Regions from separate parts of the Mus musculus genome. Here region 2 is linked to region 1. The links are chromatin loops, found by intact Hi-C in ENCODE. Cell type or tissue: heart. All regions are shown on one strand.

Region 1 (2,500 bases):
GGAATTGGGAAGAACGAGCCAAGAAGCTTGAAGTCCTTGACACAGAAGAGGAAGGCTTTGACTGATGTGTGAGAGCGTTAGGAGGAGGCCACAGCTCCAGAGCTCAGACGCCTTGCCTGGACAGTGAATGCAGCCACCCAGCTGGCCCAGAGGCGGGCAGTTCCCGTCCTGTGGGAGGACGTGACAAAGTCAGTACCAGAGGGAGCAATGTCGGATTTCTCAACTAGTACACTGGAATGAGGAGGAAGCCCTCCGAAAGGCTCAGGTTTATGCCTGCCTGCTCAACTCATCTTTCTAATACGTCTACTGCGTCTCCTAGCCATGGGCCATGGCTCTAAGACCCCTTACGGGTAACCGAATCTCTCCCTAGCAAACAAGAAAACCAACAAGGAAATCCTCAGAGGGAGAAGGCTGTGGAGCGAAGGCCCGGAGGGAGGCTCAGCCCTGCCGCGCAGATTCCTGGTCCCTCTGGGGACCGGCTTCATCCAAAGCATCTTTTAAAAAGTGTGTGGGCGCCCTCGTGTGGACGTTCTGTTAATACTACAAGCTTGCTTTCTAGCTCTTTTTTTGTTTTTGTTTTTGTTTTTGTTTTTGTTTTTTTGTTTTTTTTTTGAGACAGGGCTTTTCTGTGTGGCGCTGGCTGTCCTGGAACTCAACTCGAGACCAGGCTGGCCTCGAACTCAGAAATTCCCCTGCCTCTGCCTCCCTCAGCCTCCCAAGTGCTGGGATCAAAGGCGTGCGCCACCACCGCCCGGCCTCTAGTTCATTTTATTCCAGCTCAAAACTGTGATTTCCAAGCTTGGTAAGCAGAACCTTTCCGGGGGGTGGGGCCTAGCTGGCAGAGGCAAGTCACCTGGGTGGACCTTTGGAGGCAGAAGTGCCATTGGCACTAGGCAAGTGTGTGGTGCACAGATATATATCTAGGCAAAACACCCATGCATATAAAATGAAATTAAGTAGAAAAGCCAGGCATGATGATGCATGCCTACAATCCTGCACTCAGGAGGCAGAGGCAGAAGCAGAGGCAGGCAGAGCTCTGTGGGTTCGAGGCCAGCCTGGTCTACATAGTGCGTTCCAGGACAGCCAGGGGTGTTAGACAGAAACCCTGTCTCAAACCAAACCAAACCAAACCAACCAACCAACCAACCAAACAAACAAAAAACAAAAAAAAGAAGAAATTAAAAATTTTTTCAATAGGGAGGGATATCTGAGGGAATTTGTTGAATTCCACCCAAATCTGAACAAAAAAAAAATCTAAGGGCTCTTTGGATGTGTAGCCTTTGCTAGAGGAAATACTACTCAAGGAACATATGGGCCTAGGCTCTTTTCGTGCAGCCAGACGACTAAGACTGGAAAGGAAACCAGTGCTCCTCCCACTAACCAGGAGGAAAAAAAATGCAGACTAGAAAGGCCAGAGACGCCAGAGAAGCACTGTTGGAGCGCCCCCGTGTGGACACGACGTGCGTGAGCGGCATCCAAGGTTGATCAACAAGGGAAGGGCATACTGTGGTTGTGGCTGGCCTCAGCTGACAGTGTTTGCTCCGGCAGCCGTGGCTCTGACTGCTGAGAACGGGCCCTGCAGCTGGCAACCAAAGGCAGGCCATCTCCCCGTGACTCCAAAAGCCACACAGACTTTGTATGAATTGGAAAGGGAATGGGGAGAAAATGAGATGGAGCAAGAACGAGGAAGAAAAACGGCAAGAGGAAGAAGCAGGCAAAGAAGAAACGAAGGGGGTGGGGGTTGGGAAGAGGAGAAAATGCCTTGAGGGAGTTGGTTCCTAGGGACTTCTGCCACTTCTGTTCTTGCCTGGGCAAAGAATAAATGAATAAGCAGGAACCCCGCTGAATAGGATGAGGGCAGGTCCACTTAAGGGTCAGGAATCAGATAGCAGGGATCAGGGATCAGGACCGGAGAAGGACTATGAAGGGAGCTTGGACAAGGATGCTTGTGGTCTGTCTATCTTGGTCCCGCTACAGCTGACCTTTGCCCACACCTGAGCACAGGCCCTCCAAGCAAAGTCAATCCTCTGCTTAGCGACAGGTAAAGAACGCACCTGTGTTCACTCCAGCCAGACGTGCGTGAACACCACCCTCTGTCCCAGCGGGGCCTGAGGTGACAGAATCTGAAAGAAATGCCTGGGTGGAGGGGCAGCGACTGTACAGGAAGAACAGGAAGGACTTGCTGCCCGACACCCCACAGGAACTCATGTGCCCAGGGGAGCCAGTCAAAGGCAGCATAGGCTCAGTGAGCCAGTGCAGGGGTCCAGGTTGGTTGCAGCCATCTTGAGTCACAACCGGCAGGGGCATCTGTGAGAAATCTTTCCCTGCATGGCTCCCCTGTCCTTAGAGTGACATGTGGACCTTTAAAACAAGACCCTAGTGCTGTCAGAGTTAGAGACGCGGCCCGTATCCTTGGTGTCAGCTGAGGCAAGCGGACACGTTTGTCACCATTTTCCTGCTTGGCATACAAAATCTTCCCCGTGACCCATGTGGCAGGCCT
Region 2 (2,500 bases), 270 kb before region 1:
AAGAAGGATTCAGGCCATCAGGCTTGGAGTTAATTAAGTGTCTTATTTACTTACTGGGTCCTATCTAGTCCAGGCTATGTGCCCTGGAACTCATTACCCTTCTGTCTTAGCCTTCTTAGAGCCAAGGTTACAGGTGTGAGCCACCATTACCTGGCTGAAATACCTCACTCTCAAGCCAATCCTTTATTCTGATAAAAATGCTCATGAGGGCCAAGACAATGAATGGTTCAGTGAGTAAAAGCATTTACCACCAAGCCTGTTTGACGTCTGGGACCCAAGTGGTGAAAGGAGAGAACAGACTTATGTAGGTTGAGGGTGTTCTCTGACTTATACATGCACCTCCCAGAATGAAGAAAACGCTCATGTTGTGGGCACTCATGCACACACTCAGCCCCCAGAGCTAGAGTTACAGGTAGTTCAGAGTTGGGTGCTGGGAACTCATCCTGGATCCTCTGAAAGATCAGTTAGCCTGAGCTGTTACTTCAGCTGTAAATTCTACATTTTATAAAACAATTTAAATTCATTTTGTGTTAAGAGTATGGGTGTGTGTATGCTACGGAGGGCAGTGGAGATGGGAAGACAACTTCCTGAAGCCAGTCTTCTTCCTTCCTGTTGCTGAAGTGAGGCCTTTCTTGTTTCTGCCACTGTATGGCTTATTTCAGGCTAGCCAGCCCAAACTTTTGCCTAAGGTGCTGGGATTACAGATGTGGACCATCACACATGGCTTTTCACATAGGTTCTGGTTACTGAACTCAAGATTTCAGGCTTGCATGGGCTAGTGCTTTTTCCCTGAGGAGCCACCTTTCCAGTCCATCACTGAAAATTCCATTCTCACAAATGTTTATTACACTCACTATATAACTTGTCATCATGGAATGAAAAGCTACACCCTAAAGCCCTATGGCCATCACTGACAGGTCTTAGGGAAAGCAAGGAATCTAGAATTATAAAAGAGACTAGGTTTCCTTGTCACTAATCCAGATCACACTCGTGTGACAAGGAATCAGTAGGAAAGCACACCTGGGGCTCCAGGGCTACGTGGGCAGCAATTCCCATGTTACAAGGAGCTACAGAGACCAAGGAGGAGGGTGCTTATGGGCTACCTAATCTGCTTTAGCAGGGAGCTTCTTCAAGTGGCATGTACTGTGCAGAAGATGAAAGTTAATGAGAGGGCCAGAGAGATGGCGCAATGGTTGAGAGCACTGGCTGTTCTTCCAGAGGTCCTGAGTTCAATTCCCAGCAACCACATGGTGTCTTACAACCATCTGTAATGGGATCTGATGCACTCTTCGGGTGTGTGTCTAAAGACAGCTACAGTGTACTCATGTAAATAAAAATAAGTAAGTAAATAAATAAAAAGTTAATGAGAACAAAACACCTTTGTAAGTTAAAAACTTAGCTTAATTCTAAGGAAAAATATTAATCTGTAAAGAGAAAACACTCTTCTAAGAGGTCAAACGTGAATTGCAATGAAGGTCCTACAAAGTCATGAAAATCTCATCTATCTACACAACAACAAAGGTTCCCCCAGGCGCTGGTAACTCCTCACCATTTGCATATGGCGTGACCATCTTCTTGTTGGTCATGACCCGTGCTGTTGCATTATTCACCTAAAGATAACGAGCAGACAAGAGGGGTGGGGAGAGACACATTAGGGGACATAACACTGCTCACTCAGTAACAGAGCATAATTTAAAAAGTACATTTCTGATAGCATTTATATAATTAACACAGCATCATAAAATTTTCATAAATTTTAATGTGTTTATTAAATGAGGCTAACAAGAGTAAAATGTAGTTTCTTGTCTCCAAATAGAAAACTGAGGCTGTTCCACCATTCAGCACTGTAGAGAAACCGTGCAGTTAAAGTTCTCTGGACAGCCTTAAGATTTCACTTTACTGAGGGCAATTTGGAAAAAAGGAAATCAGGAACAAATATGTCTACAAAAGAACTTTGAAGCTTGTTAATAAAACGGAGGCTTGCCACCTGAGCCATGATGCTGATGTCATATCCTGTCCTGATAGTTTACCCCCCCCCCCCTTTTTTTAAACTGTTTGGGATTAGTAAAAAAAATAAAAATAAAAATAAAAAAAATAGAGGAGTCCCCATGGTGGCAGACTGTAGGATCATTCTGAAAATCATTCTGATTTTCTAGATCACAGGGGACACTCACTTAAGATGAAGTTTCTGAGGGCCTTTGGCACAGGGGCTCAGCAGTGAAGAGTGACTGCTTAGTTCTCCTGCCCTGTGGTCCCCTAACCCATAATGAGGCATGTGTGTACGAGGCTTTCTCCATGCTAAGGTGAGGAGAAATTGAGGGGAGGGGACCAACTTCAGAGCCTCATCACAAACTCAACCACAGCTCACCGTAAGCTTGGAGCTTATGGAATATATAAATGCGGAAGCTCAGGCTGAGGCTGAGATTTGCTATGTAGCCAGGCTCGCCTCAAATCTGCAATCCTCCTGCCTCGGCCTCCTGAATGCTTAGATTACAGGCTT

What was found. A loop is a pair of places that touch in the nucleus more often than their neighbours do. Peaks named below come from ENCODE experiments on the same cell type or tissue, not always from the same donor. Only the 100,000 strongest peaks of a DNase experiment are listed, where the experiment ranks them.
Region 2: it touches region 1 in a loop (2.4-fold over the local background); 2 of 42 quality-filtered maps call a loop at or near these places.

The regions. Positions count from the first base shown.
Region 1 is chr15:77,366,904-77,369,403 of GRCm38, forward strand. No RefSeq gene overlaps it. Among named protein-coding and RNA genes, the nearest start is that of Gm41353, 7.9 kb to the right of the region's middle. In heart, CTCF peaks have their summits at 522 (motif pointing left), 730 and 1,452 (motif pointing left); DNase peaks (open chromatin) are centred at 448, 798, 1,458 and 2,218; H3K4me3 peaks cover 1,080 bases; H3K27ac peaks cover 1,879 bases.
Region 2 is chr15:77,101,330-77,103,829 of GRCm38, forward strand. Rbfox2 (RNA binding protein, fox-1 homolog (C. elegans) 2) reads right to left here. Exons shown (of 14, transcript NM_053104.6): 7 at 1,550-1,610. Among named protein-coding and RNA genes, the nearest start is that of 1700109K24Rik, 18 kb to the left of the region's middle. In heart, no CTCF peak of the experiment used is centred here; no DNase peak of the experiment used is centred here.